Regions from separate parts of the Homo sapiens genome. Here region 2 is linked to region 1. A link is an interaction called in ENCODE POLR2A ChIA-PET data of the cell type or tissue named here. Cell type or tissue: OCI-LY7. All regions are shown on one strand. Links, peaks and the distances in the headings refer to the core of each region. The heading gives the core; the rest is flanking DNA.

Evidence for each region. Peaks named below come from ENCODE experiments on the same cell type or tissue, not always from the same donor. Only the 100,000 strongest peaks of a DNase experiment are listed, where the experiment ranks them.
Region 2: POLR2A ChIA-PET joins it to region 1 with 5 read pairs; 4 of 35 experiments call an interaction of 5 or more read pairs at or near these places.

The regions. Positions count from the first base shown.
Region 1 is chr16:58,344,516-58,352,463 of GRCh38, forward strand. No RefSeq gene overlaps it. Among named protein-coding and RNA genes, the nearest start is that of GINS3, 44 kb to the right of the region's middle. In OCI-LY7, for the core only: no CTCF peak of the experiment used is centred there; a DNase peak (open chromatin) is centred at 4,666.
Region 2 is chr16:58,517,923-58,525,174 of GRCh38, forward strand. It overlaps SETD6 (SET domain containing 6, protein lysine methyltransferase), which reads left to right. Exons shown (of 8, transcript NM_001160305.4): 6 at 129-309; 7 at 479-621; 8 at 802-5,920. The coding sequence ends at 1,107. CNOT1 (CCR4-NOT transcription complex subunit 1) reads right to left here. Exons shown (of 49, transcript NM_016284.5): 47 at 5,448-5,580; 48 at 3,261-3,395; 49 at 2,029-3,114. The coding sequence ends at 3,036. Among named protein-coding and RNA genes, the nearest start is that of SETD6, 6.0 kb to the left of the region's middle. In OCI-LY7, for the core only: no CTCF peak of the experiment used is centred there; no DNase peak of the experiment used is centred there.

The sequences.
Region 1 (7,948 bases), core at 2,235-6,234:
TCTTGTCAGAGCAGAAGGGGGCAGATGAGGTCCTACAGACACAATTAATAACACAAAAATGTTGGGCAAGGTCATCTTGGAAAAGGTTGTTACTCTTGGAATTTTAATAGGCCCAACTGTATTATAAATTGTATCTGAAAGACACAACAACTATGTAGAGTACAATTTACTCTTCAAAATACAATGGAGGATTGAGTGAACATGCAACTGTAACCACAGGACAGGAAGGGAGGCCTGAAATATGCTCTGATGGCAACTCTGTGCTTATCTTGGTATCAGAATGATCACATGCTTTAGGCCGGGCAGGCGCGGTGGCTCACGCCTGTAATCCCAGCACTTTGGGAAGCCAAGGTGGGCTGATCACTTGAGGTCAGGATTTCAATACCAGCCTGGCCAACGTGGTGAAACCCCGTCTCTACTCAAAATACAAAAGTTAGCCAGGTGTGGTGGCGTGCACCTGTAGTCCCAGCTACTTAGGAGACTGAGGCACGAGAATCGCTTGAACCCGGGCACGAGAATCCCTTGAACCGGGAGGTGGAGGTTGCAGTGAGCCGGGATCACGCCACTGCACTCCAGCCTGGGTGACAGAGTGAGACTCCATCTAAAAAAAAAAACCAAAAAACAAACAAACAAACAAAGAATGCTTATAAGCTTCAAGTTCGATATCCAGAACATTCTGCTTAACCCCTAGGGTATTTATTTTTGTCACCTGTTTCTGGTATTCATAAGGTATCTTTGTCTACTGTATATGATTTAAAGAAGTTTCTCTTATATTTTCCCCAAATTTGAAAGCAGCAACTTTCCGTTCTGTGGACCTGTGTGAAAATGTCAAGTTCACACGAATATGAGACTTAAAATACAGATACATTCTCAAGTCATCAAAAATATGTAAAGGGTCAAAACTACATTTTTAAATTATATTCTGATTTGGAGTTTTCAAACCTTCAAAAATCACAAGTCATTTTTTTAAAAAGTCCTGAGCCTTTACACTAAAATGTAATTTGACCTTTTTCAAACATGAATTTTACTATATATAGAACAGAGATTCATAAAGAAATTTATGTGCGTTATACCTAGTGATTCATATTAATGGCGAGTTTTGAGAAAAGAGTAGTAACATTAATAATATTTCGGAGTCAGGTTAGAGATCAAGATTACAATAATTTTTTTCCTTTTTTTGATGTTGCAGCCTGTCCAAATCAAAACAAATATATTTTCCACCTATAGATGGCAATATTTGTACAATGAGTTTATCTTAATTAAAGGAAGATTATTAGAAATAATCTTGATGTAAAGATCTTCAAAGCTTTTTATAATGGAAAACTTCCAGCATACCCAAAGGTAGACAGAGTAGTATAATGAACCACCATGCTCCCACGATCCACGTTAACAGTTACCATGGCCAGTCTTGTTTCATTAACCTACATCCCCTTCCCCTCCATCTGGATTAATTTGAAGCAAATCCCAGACTACTGCAAAATTAAAATAGAAAAATAAAGTTATGATACCACCTGCAAAACACCTTCAAGGAATTCTGTTGGTACCCATAGAATCCTAAAAATAAATAAATGGCCAAATAAGAAACAAACAAAAGCAACCCTGCTGCAATGAAGATAAAAAACACTGAATGCCGGCTGGGCGCAATGAAGATAAGAAACACTGAATGCCGGCTGGACATGGTGGCTCAGGCCTGTAATCCTAGCACTTTGGGAGGCCGAGACGGGCGGATCACGAGGTCAGGAGATGGAAACCATCCTGGCTAACCCAGTGAACCCCGTCTCTACTAAAAATACAAAAAAAATTAGCCAGGCGCAGTGGCTGGCACCTGTAGTCCCAGCTGCTCGGGAGGCTGAGGCAGGAGAATGGCGTGAACCCAGGAGGCGGAGCTTGCAGTGAGCCGAGATCGCGCCACTGCACTCCAGCCTGGGCGACAGAGCGAGACTCCGTCTCAAACAAACAAACGAACAAACAAAACACCGAATGCCATAACATTTTATGATAAAACTTTATGTCTATCACACACTGTAAGAAGGTTTGTATAAGTACAATGTATACAGGTAAAATAAAAAGGTAATACTTTAACTTTTTAAAAGCAATTACTAGGCCTGTCGCGGTGGGCAAGCCTGTAAACCCAACACTGGAAAGTTGAGGTGGGAGGATCACTTGAGGTCAGGAGTTCAAGATCAGCCTGGCCAACTTGGCAAAACCCCGTCTCTACTAAAAATACAAAAATAAAAGCAATTACTAACTTACAGAAATAACAAAACACCAAATGACAGAATATGTGACATGCACATCCTTCTTTGGGGTTTTAAAAGAAATGACAAGGTCCAATTATAAATTTAAAAATTAATAATAAAAATTTTTAAGTGAGAAGACCAAGTTAGAAGCCCCTGCAGAGTGAGTGATTAGATATAGAAAGGAAATCCAAGGAAGCAAGGAGAATGGAAAATTACTGACTTGTTAGAACAAAGCAGTGACAGCTGCTGGCTCTAAAATTAGGAACGGAGACAAGGAATTTTCAGAGCACCACCAAACAAATCACAAAGGCACAATTCACCCAGCACCTTTCAGAAAGATTTTTAACTCCTAAAAGAATACAAGGCAAGCGACCGCCAGGTTGATCATTCAGGGGCTGTGTGCTTCCCTAAACCTTGCTGCTTACTGAGTCCAGGGTCGTTTCTCTACAGAGGGCTGCCCTTGAATGACAGCTCGGATGAAAACCAAGGGCAGACAGGATGCACCTCTTTAAAGTCTTTTATGTTTTCTATGCTTTTCTGAGATTTTGCTGATTTCACAGACAGTCTAGAAGTCTAGCACACACTACTTACATTTTCATCATACTCTTTGAGCTTTTCCAATCCTAACTCTGGGAATAAATTGATTACCCATAGACCTTTAGTTGCCCAGGTACCACACCTTCAGGCACCTGGGTGGCAGATTCTTTAACGCATCTGAAGAAGAAACTTAGCCAATTATACTTTTAAAAATCCCTATGTGATAATCTGTAAACACAGCAGTCGTGCCCTCAGGATGAACAAAGGGCAACTTCAACAGCCCAAGATCTGGCTTCTGTTTGGGCCTCTGTCCTGGAGTGACTGAGGACCTCAGACAGGACACTCAGGCCTTTAGTGTCCTCTCCTAAGAGGGGGTAGCCGTACTTGCCCTAAGTCACAGGGAGACCAAGGAAACAAAACATCATAAAAACACTCTGAGGCTGGGCATGGTAGCTCATGCTGTAATCCAAGCACTTTGGGAGAACAAGGAGGCAGGAGGGCTGGAGCCCAGGAGTTCGAGACCAGCCTGGGCAACATAAGGAGACTCTGTCTCTAACAAAAAATTTAAAAATTAGCTGGGCATGATGGCACGTGCCTGTGGTCCCAGCTACTCAGGAGGCTGAGGTGGGAGGATCACTTGAGCCTGGGAGGTGGAGTGAACCATGATCACACCATTGCATTTCAGCCTCGGTGCCAGAAGGAGACCCTGTCTCAAGAAAAAAAGGACTGATTGGTTAACATCAGGTCACTTCTGGTTACTTTTTTGGAAGGATTGAAGCAGAGGAAACCTTCTTATCGTTCTAACTCAGATAGACTGGAATCCCATGTTTTCAGGGGAAACTGGTCTGTTTGGAATCTCCCTGCTTCCTTAATGTTTCAGTTTAATTATTGGCATTTAGCATGAGTGATTCCATTTTGGTTTGGTCTTGTCTGTTGGGGTCATGGTGTAGGAGCTCAGCCCAAAACAGTGGCCTCCCAGGATTTTTGTTTAACAATACAGAGAAGTTAACTACATCACTAGGTATCTAACTTAAACTCAGGGATTCATTTAGTTGCTAACTAGCTTATTAGATTCCGTGACTTCTCTTGATTACTTCTAAATTAGACTGTTAAATAACATCTAACATGCCTAGTTTCACCTCCTCTTCTGGGAAATCAGGGAAATACTAGTACTTGGAATTTTGAAGATTTCTATTGCAAGACGTTGGCTACCAAGTAGAGAGAATTATCTGGGCACTATATATTTTGGATTAATTTTTACATGGTGGTACTAATATGGAGATATTTGCTGCAAAGAGATAAATTTGTGGATTATATTCATCTTCCAGACCACTTGAGAGAGGAGAGTTTCAATCTTGCATGATAACTAAAAGAAGGAATTCTAACCAAAAAGTTCTCTCCAAAAAAACCAGAATACTGGTACAATTTGTGGTTCTATCACAAAATGCCACAAATTTAAAGTAAGATGTAGGAAAAGGTTATAAAACTTTCACCTAAGCTGAAGTCTTGGAATCACTAAACAGGGAAAAGGACCGTTCAGAAATCTTTTTGTTGTTTGTAGACTGAAGCAGTTAGAACCTCCCTAGGTCTCTTTTCGGGACAAGCAGACGCTTTTCAGTTTCATTATGTTCCCTATGATTCCTTGATTGGAAAATCGTGGTCAGTGTGAAGCAGAGAAACATCACTACTGTGTAGATCAGGATTTCTCAACTGTGATACTCTGGACGTTTTCACTGGGTAATTCCTTGCTGAAGAGGACTGCTGAGTGTGCAGCAAGATGTTCAGCAGCACCGTCCCCCAGTTATGATGGCCAAAAATGTCTCCAAACATTACCAGGTGTCCCCTGGGGGCAAACTGTCCTCACTGAAGGACAGCTAGTGTACAGATTCAGCCACTGAAGCAGAACTGTAATCACGTTGAAACTGAGCTGGTTACATCCACATAGGACTCAGGATACCATCTGGTACAGTCATTATGAAGATTAATGAAGAGGCTGTCTACCATGGCTCATTTGGGAAATTCCAAAAAGTACAATAGGACTGATCATCCTACAGCAGTTAAATAATCAGACTATAATATAATCAGAGAATTTATAAACTGTAAGCAAGCAATTTCAGTTCAGTAGAGTTTCTTAAAATCATTCTTTTAGTGTAAATGAGAACTACAAAACTATGGATTTTGTATGATTGCACTCATAGGAGGTACTCAGAATAGTCAAATTCATACAGACAAAAAGTAGAATGGTGGTTACTAGGGACTGAGGGGAAGGGAAATGGGAAGATGTTTAATGGGTACACAGTTTCCATTCTGCAAGCTGAAAAGCGTCCTGGAGATTGTTTACACAGCAACCTGAAACAATCAGAACTTAGCACTACTGAGTTATACATCTAGAATGATTAAGGTATTAATTTTATGTTACAAATTGATTTTTCCACTTTTGTTTTTTTTTTTTTTTTTTGGTGGAAGGAGTGGAGTGAAGGGAGTGGAGGGAGTGAACATTCTCCACACGTTTGAACATCCTCATTAGCTCCAAGTTGACAAACCCAGAGAAGTGCTCTGATTGGCCTGGCCTTGGACTGGTCCATGCCTGGACTAATGAAAGGTGAATAGGATGGGGCTATCATTATTTTCCCAGGATGTAGGAGAGAAGAAAGAGCAGATACCCATTCCCGATCCAATTTAACTCTAGCCAGGAGTCTGGAGTCTGCAATTGCCAGCTCCCATTCAAACCACATTGCTGGTGTGGACAGAGAAGCATGTTTCATGCAAAAATCAGTTCTAAATGGACTACAGTGTTAAATGTAAGACCAGGAACTGCTAGAAGAAACTACTAGAAGAACTTCTTCATGATATTGAACTGGGCGAGGCTTTTTAAAAAAATAAAACCTCAAAAGCACAGGCAACCAAAACAGACAAATGAGATTACCTCAAACTAAAAAGCTTCTGCACAGCAAAGAAAACCATAAAATGAAGAGACAACCTACAGATTGGGAGAAAGTACTTGCAAACTATACATCTGACAAGGGGTTCATATCCAGAATATATAAGGAACTCAAAGCAAAAATCCCCAAATAATGTGATTTTTAAAATGGACAAAAGACCTGAATAGACATTTCTCCAAAAAGACATACAAATGGTCAACAGGTATATGAAAAAATGCTCAACATCACTAATCATCAGAGAAGTGCAAATCAAAACCATGGTGAAATATCAATTCATCCCAGTTAAATGGCTGTTATAAAAAAGACAAAAAATAGCAAATGCTGGCGAGGATGCAGAGAAAAGGGAATGCTTATACACCATTGGTCGGAATGTAGATTAGTATGGCCGTTATGGAAAAAAGTATGGAGGTTCCTCAAAAAAATTAAAAATAGAACTACCGTATGATCCAGCAATCCCATTACTGGGAATTTATCCAAAGGAAAGGAAATCAGTGCAATGAAGAGACATCTGCACCCCCATGTTTATTGCAGAACTATTCACAATGACCGTGATATGGAATCAACCTGGGTGTACATCAAGAGATGAATGGATAAAATAAATGTGCTAGATATACACAATGGAATACTATTCAGCCACAAAACAGAAGGAAATCCTGTCATTTGCAGCAATATAAATTAACCCGGAGGACATTATGTTAACTGAAATAAGCCAGGCACAAAAAGACAGACACTGCATGATCTCACTCATATGTGGAATCTTAAATAGTTGATTTAATAGAAGTAGAGAGTAGAATAGTGCTTACCAGAGGCTGGAGAGAGTAGAGAGAAGGAGGGGTACCCAAAGAAGTTGGTCAGTGGGTACAAAATCACAGTTAGACAGGAAGAATAAGTTCTGGTGTTCTCTTACACAGTAGGGTGACTACAGCAAAAAACAATGTAGTGTATATTTCAAGATAGCTAAAAGATAATATTTTGAATGTTGTCATCACAAAGAAATGATAAATGTTGAAAGTGATGGATATGGCAATTAGCCTGATTTGATCATTGTGCAAATGTACACATGCACAGAAACATCAAATGATACCCCATAAATATATACAATTATGCATCAATTATAAATAAACCATTAATTTTCAAGAAAGAGGAGGGAGAAAGAGGTTCAGGGCAGACAAAACAATGACTTAATCATACAATACCAACCACCATAAACATAATCTAGTCGTTTTCTGTCCTCCTTGCCTCCTGTATCACTGTCACCAAGTTGAAATGAGCTGGCTACATACACACAGGGGTTGGGATACCATCTGGTACCGCCCCGAAGATTACCGAAGAGTTGCAGTCTTCTGCAAAGGGAAACATATGATTTATAAAAACTAAGCCTGTATTGAATAAGAGCCTGCATTGCATAACCTGGGAAGAGGCTGTGGTTGACTCAGTTAGCTTTATTCATTGCCTTATCAATTAAGGCATTAGACATTAGGATGCCATGAACAGAGCCCCACCACCATGAGCTTTGGAAACTGAGTTCACAGCCCAGCTCCACCACCTTGCAGGCCATTTCACGCCTGGGCACCTCCAAGTGCCTGAGAAAATTTTAACCCAGGTGGCAAAGTAGAGCCCCTGTGTTAGGCAGGCTTTGGAGGACCGAAGACGATTTATTGGGGTTTAATGGGAAGGCTTATCATGAAGCCTTATGAAGCTTAACATAAAGGCTTATCATGAAGCCTTATGAAGCTTATCAGGTGATTTATTAGGGGTTTATCATGAAGGCATCTGCAACAGAAAGATCAGATACACCCAGCCAGGTCCTGCCTACCAGACTGCACAGAAACGGCCACAGCTGGGCCTGATGGAGACCCATGTAGTAGTAAGAGTGAAGCCTGGCTCTGAGAACAGAATATTTTGCCTCCCTCTTCCCTCCCCCTGCCCTTGTTTGGGTCAGTCCCCACCACTTTCCCATCCAACCTCCTTCTCCACTCTGCACCTTTCTCTACCTCATTGCTTCTGTTTATTCATGGCAATCTGTGCCTGATGGGCTCCTGCCATGCATCTTTCTATCTTCTGCTTTTGCCACTAACCCTGTCTCCCCTTGTATTTTTGAGTTAAAATTCTCTGCAGAGAATCTAATATGCCCAGCTAATCACCATCAACCCTGATTGGGTGGAACGGTTTCAGTGGGGCCTTTCACAGCCTGCTGATTCTTCAGGGGTGGGATGATCTGGCGTCAGC
Region 2 (7,252 bases), core at 1,397-5,396, 170 kb after region 1:
GAACTTTGGTAGTTAACAGCATCAGTCATGGCTGAACTACACCTGCTGAAGGCTCTTCTTAAGTGGAAATAATCTTCATGGGGCTGGCCCGTGAAAGGCATGGCCCCAGCTTCTCCCTTTCACCTCAGAATTGTCTTCGGATGGTAGCCACTCAGCCCATTCCTAAAGGCCATGAGATTTTCAACACTTATGGGCAAATGGCTAACTGGCAACTGATTCATATGTACGGTTTTGTTGAACCATATCCTGACAACACAGATGACACAGCTGACATTCAGATGGTGACAGTTCGTGAGGCAGCATTACAGGGTGAGTGTATCATTAACTCAATATTTGACACTGATGGTGTGTCTATACCCATGCCTCAGGTTAAATAGCTTTGCTAAATAGCAGTTGACTTTGTAGACTGGGTGGCAGACTAAAGAAGAAATGAACCCTTGGGTGTACTGAGACTTTCACATTGCTGTTTCATCTACAGGAACAAAAACTGAAGCTGAAAGGCACCTAGTGTACGAGCGCTGGGATTTCCTATGCAAACTGGAGATGGTAGGGGAAGAGGGAGCCTTTGTGATAGGGAGGGAGGAGGTGCTGACTGAAGAGGAGCTGACCACCACACTAAAGGTAAACGGCTGAAAATGGCCATTTAATGCTGATAATCTAAGTATTTAAAGCAAAATAGCTAGAAGATGAGAGAGGAAATGTGGGATTTTTAATAAATGCTAAGATGAGTTTAGTCTCCTGAGTCATTTCAGAAGTACAAAAGCAGTACATCTAATTAAAGAGCTCTGTGGTTGCTTCTAGGTACTGTGCATGCCTGCTGAGGAGTTCAGAGAGCTTAAAGACCAGGATGGAGGGGGAGATGATAAAAGGGAAGAGGGCAGCCTGACGATCACAAATATTCCCAAGCTCAAAGCATCGTGGAGACAGCTGCTTCAAAACAGTGTTCTACTGACTTTGCAGACCTATGCCACAGACTTAAAAACTGACCAAGGTTTACTCAGTAATAAGGAAGTCTATGCGAAACTCAGCTGGAGGGAACAGCAAGCCTTACAGGTTCGCTATGGTCAGAAGATGATCTTACATCAGTTGTTGGAGCTGACAAGTTAGCAGTTTCCCTGTTCCCTGAAGGAACAGCAATAAGAACTTTATTCTAAGCTAATACTCATTGATGTTTGAAAAAGAGGAAAATTTGGATCTTTCTTTTGCTTACTAAACACCAAGAGGAAAAGTAGCAAAGTTGGTGTGCTAGGATTAACTCAGGTAAGGGTGATGTGTTTTAGGATTGAGAACAGCAGACTTGGGAATCACTGCTAATTGTTACTTAAAGCATGTTACAGATGTTTTGTTCTCAGTTTTAACCAAAGCCAGTGGACATACGGTAGTAATAAGTAAGTCTTGTTGTGTTTCAGCATTTAATAATAGACTTTGGAGGTAGACCCCTGGTTTAAATCTAAGTCTAGTTTGAGGAAGTCACTTAACCTTTATTGAAAAGACTCTGGATTTAATAAGCTGTGTAACTGGTACTCGATAGTTACCCAAAGTTCAGTCTAGATGGCACAAACCACCTCTCAGGGAATAAACCCTAAGACATCACTCAAGGAGGACTTCAATTATTTAATTTTGAACTGTTTTGTCCTCTCTGGCCATAAAACTTGACAGTCATGAAAGGTAAGGCAAATTTTAAGTGGGTTAAGTTTTTAAATACGTATCTACTCATTTTCTTTAAAAAAAAAAAAAAAATACCTGGGGGAAAAGGATATTAAAACTGGGTATTTTAAACTCAGCTTAACCAGATAAACCTGCTCCAGCATTTGTCCAGTGTTGAAATAAATAGGAAGAAAAATACAATTTCCTTAAACATGCCAGCTTAGTAGTAGGAATGACCTATCAATCAATCAATCAATCATTCAGCAAGAAGTTAGTTGGTGGTTCCCCATGGCCCCAAGGTCTGCAGGGCTGGATTGTCCACTTTTCCTCCTCACCACCAGCACTGGCTGCTGCTACTGAGAAAGGCACAGTGGACTCATGTGTGTGTCATGACTTTAATGGTTAGCTACAGTATGCATACACATACAAGAAGTAGGGGAGCTGAAGCCCAGGAAAAGGCTACAAAATACAACACAGGGACCAATACATTTGCAAAACATTCAAAATCCTTATAAAAGGGGCTGTATTGGTCCTTTCAACTTTGTCATTATTCAGCTTAGCCTGTATGGCCATTCATTCAGTGGGGTAATGGGGGAGAACAATTAATTAATGAGATTTGGTTCCCTTTCCTATATTCCCACTGTTTTTAAGTTTCAGGAGAGGATTGGGGGGGTGAGGGTAGGGGTGGGCTTTAGGCCTGGTCTGGTTTCCCTTTATATAAAGAGCTGACCCCCATCTCAGGCGGCTGAGGTGTATAATCCCCAAAAGAAATAAGATGGTACAAATGCAGTCAGCTTTGGAATACGTTTGGGTAGAGACAAAATGGAAACTCATGGGATTCCAATAGTGAGCCCTTCCCATGTTCCTGGACATATCCAATTCTAGCACATCCACATTTTTAATAACTTAGTGATTTTCAAGGTCCCCTGTCCACATTAAAAAAATAAGTTACATAATATTCAAACTGGCTTTTTGCTATTCTTTGGGACACCAGGAATGTCAGAAGACATGGAGCTATGCCCTCAGACAAGTGCATGGCATCAGCTGCCTCTTCATTACAAGGTACCAGTTTATGTACTTGCCTTGGACACAGCTTGCACAAAGCCAAGAAGTTCCAGACAAAGGTTTTCTCTTTCATGTATTTACACAAGTTCAAAATGATATTCACAGCATCTTCTAAATTTTGGCCAAGAGTCAAAAAAATGCATTTAAACTTTGGAACGTGCCCACATAAGACAGGAGGCTGATCCCAACAGTAGTTGGGGCAGATACCCACAAACCAAAGGGCTGGGAAAGTCAGGAAGAGCTGAAAGGATTCTTCAGTCAGTTTATGAACTCGGTGCAGTGAGACCTCTAGACTGACACGTACAACAGAGATGCAGTTTCGTCTAACTGGCACCTGTCCCTTCCATTACTTGCTGGGCCTGCTTCTGTCCCATGCAGCACTGTGCGACCGACTGGAATAACCTGAAGGATGAAGACAGTTACAAATCTCTGATTAAAGAGTAGGCCTAACAATACCTTGCATCTCATTCAGCTGACCCAACCTAGAGACAGATGGTTTTCAGTCTCCAGTCTCATTCCTAGACAATTAAAAATTACTTTGAACTCACTTTTCGATTTCTGGGGCACAGTGTACAAATTCATGGTTCCAGAACTTAAACGCTGGGTTTTTAATCAGCTCAATGAAGGTAATAAGAAGACCCCAAGGATGTGGCCTATTTACAATCAACCGTTCCAAGAGAACTCTGGAAAAAGGGAGAAAGAGCTAGTTAATGTATAGAAGCATACAAATTCATGATTATTCTTCCATTACTTTTTTTCTAACTTCTCCCTGACTATTGAACCACATGCAAAAGTTTTCACCTTTAGTAAAGACAGGTGGATTAATATACTCCAAATAGCACAGGTTGGAATACCTGGGTTTGAACCCTGCTCTTAGCCGTAGAAGACTAAGTATTTATATAAAGTGCAGATAATGGTATCTACCTCACAGCTGTTCAGAATAAGGGGTGATGGGGGAGAGGAAGCCACATAAAGCCCAGAGTACATGGCACACAAAGTTAGTACAAAAAGTAGTAATTTCCAGAATGAGCTCCCAGGCCGGGCACAGTGGCTCATGCCTGTAATCCAGCACTTTGGGAGGCCGAGGCAGGTGGATCACCTGAGGTCAGGAGTTCGAGACCAGCCTGGCCAACATGGTGAAACCCCATCTCTGCTACAAATATAAAAATTAGTCAGACATGGTGGCCACATGCCTGTAATCCCAGCAGTCGGACGCTGAGGCAGGAGAATCGCTTGAACCCAGTAGGTGGAGGTTGTGGTGAGCCGAGATGGTGCCACTGCACTCCAGCCTGGGAGACAGAGTGAGACCCTGTCTCAAATAAACAGATAAATTAAATAAATAAATAAGCTCACTCTCAATAAAAAGGAAACAGAAAATAAGAATTAAGTATTCTAACACTGCAGGCTGGGCACAGTGACTCACGCCTGTAATCCCAGCACTCTGGGAGGCCAAGACGGGTGGATCACGAGGTCGGGAGTTCAAGACCAGCCTGGCCAAGATGGTGAAACCCCGTCTCTACTAAAAATACAAAAAATTAGCCGGACGTGGTGGCAGGTGCCTGTAATCCCAGCTACTCAGGAGGCGACAAAGCGAGACTGTCTCAAAAAAAAAAAAAAAAAAAAAAAAAAAAAAGCTAACATTGCTAGTTCACATGTAAATTGGTAAAATTTTTCCGAATGCCAGTAAGCATTGGCTTAACTTTATATCCTTTCACGTACCAACTGTACATGAAGCATAACAAAGATTACAAGTCCAAGGAGACTTACTGCAGCTTTATATAAACAAAATGGATCATCATCATCTAAGCATCCAATAAGATATTAAATTTTAGTACACAAATCAAAGGAATACCATATTTAGCACCATAGGTGACTAATTAGGCAAATGAGCAAGTTTTAAGAGTCTGGCCCAATTTTTAAAGTGTGTGTGTGTGTGTATCACAATCTCTCTAATGCTATATGTAGTCTAGGCAATCTGGCAACAGATTCCTAACTATTGTTAGGAAAATGCAAGTATGATCCTGTTATTGCTACTGCTTTCAACCCAGAGGTAATGAGGAAAAGTCCAAGTTCCTTAACATAGACTTCATAGGCCTGCATGATTTAGGACTGGTTATCACCACCACCTCAGAGAAACTCCTGACCTTTAATCAAAATGTGCCTTGTGGTAAACTACTTTTCATTTAAGCCATGATTGCGATTTATAATTCCCTATCTTGTGATAAATGTCCATCAGAATGAGTATTAAGAGGGCAGGAACCATCCATTTTGCTCACAATTGTATCCCACATTTAACACATTATTGGACATGTAAAAGATTTTCACTGAAGGCCGGGTGCAGTGGCTCACGCCTGTAATCCCAGCACTTTGGGAGGCTGAGGCGGGTGGATCACTTGAGGTCAGGAGTTCAAGATCAGCCTGGCCAACATGGTGAAACCCCGTCTCTACTAAAATACAAAAATTAGCTGGGCGTGGTGGCAGGCGCCTGTAATCCCAGCTACTTGAGAGGCTAAGGCACGAGAATCGCTTGAACCTGGGAGGCGGAGGTTGCAGTGAGCCAAGATGGCGCCACTGTACTGCAGACTGAGTGACAGAGCAACACTCCGTCTCAAAAAAACAAAAAAAAAACCAACCAAACGGATTTTCACTGAACACTGAAAGCATAAAGAGGAAAAAAAAAAGATGAAAGGGAGGAGATCCTTTTGAAGCATTTAAAAAATAAGCTGCTCGCTTACCTTGTGATCTGTTCTTGGATGGCTTCCGTATTGGCCTCTGCAAAAAGGTACAGCATGGTGCAACTGAAGTAGTGAGTGTGGCTATTTGGGTACCGGAGCTGATTTGCAATTGCATTCAAAAAGAGATAGCGACCTAGAAATTAAGAAACCTTGACTTAGGACTTAGTCTGAAAGGCCAACATGGGAAGACAGTTCTAACTGGCTAGGGTTTGGGTTTCTGACAGAGGCTTTCAAATTAATCTTTGGTTTAAAGCAGTGGTTCTTGGGACCCCAAAGAGTTCTCATTTCTGTGCGTTTTATTTCAGAATTTTCCACATTAGAAATTAGATTTTAAAAATATTCATTTTTAAAAACAGACCCACTATGTGCTAATGTAAGAAACATGAACTATTTTCTGGTGACACTCATCACTAAGTCTTTCTACATTTTGCAGATCTCTAAGTCTTGCTTAATAAAAGACAGCTGGATTCTCATTTCTGCTTCTGTGTTCAACTTGTTACAGTATATTTCATGTAACCTCTGAGAAATTCAACTGTACACTCATGACAGAATAGACCCAAAAATGTAAATGTTGTTTTATGATGAAAACAGTTTTGGGCCGGGCACGGTGGCTCACGCCTGTAATCCCAGCACTTTGGGAGGCTGAGGCAAGTGGATCACTTGAGGTCAGGGGTTCAAGACCAGCGTGGCCAACATGGTGAAACCCCATCTCTACTAAAAATACATAAAAATTAGCTGGGCATGGTGGCGTGTGCCTGTAATCCCAGCTCCTCGGGAGGCTGAGGCAGGAGAATCGCTTGAACCCCTGAGGCGGAAGTTATGGTGAGCCGATATTGCGCCACTGCCTTCTAGCCTGGGTGTGAGAGCAAGACTCTATCGCAAAAAAAAAAAAAAAAAAAAGTTTTGACCTCACAGCCCTCCTAAAAAGGTCTTGACACCCTAAGGGTACCCAGCCCACATTTTGATTAGTCTAAACTACACTGGAATAAGTATTATCTTAATTGGGTTTGGTTGTTTGCCTCTGCTTGACATTATTCGTGTTTGTGAGTCTGTCACAGTGACACGTTTCTCTAAAGGCTGCCGTCCTTTTATTGCCGAGCTCTTGGACGTGATGGTATTCAATTTTGTTATATCTTGAATTTAAGCTGTCTTAAATCCATCCCACATATAGGCATGCAGCATATATGCAACATCAATTCATCTCTCAAGAATCAATAGCAAAGTTAAAGAGTAGTGTCCCCCTAAAATATATGTATGCAAAACTGGACAGGACTGTACAACTAGTTAGCACCTAACTGGGGTCTCTATTTTATAAGATAAATATAGAGGACCAAATGAAATGTAGCTCAAGCAGAAAAGCTGCAACCTGCAACAGGAGTTATACTGTGAGCTTTTTGCAGAACAGGAGAGTCCTATTCATTAATCTTTATACATGAACATTTAACAAGATGCCTGCCAAACACGCACCAATAAAAATGCTTATATAAGGCAGCCTAACAAAACAATGTAACAAGAGGCTATGTTTAAAGGGACTTTAAGTTTATTTTCACACTAAAAAACTTCAGTCACATACACCAAAACTGATACTGCACGATTCTGGATAATTCTTTCCTTTATGCTTTTTTGTATTTCCTGCACTGAGCAGATAATGTCCAATTAAAGATAAAATAATCAGCTAGACCTGTGAATAAATATACTGACAGAACATTCCTTCACTATTGTGGCTTGAAGCATTTTTACATTTTTGTGATCAGATTGTAGCAAAAAGCACAGAGAACTCTACTCTGAAAACTGGCAGGCTTCAC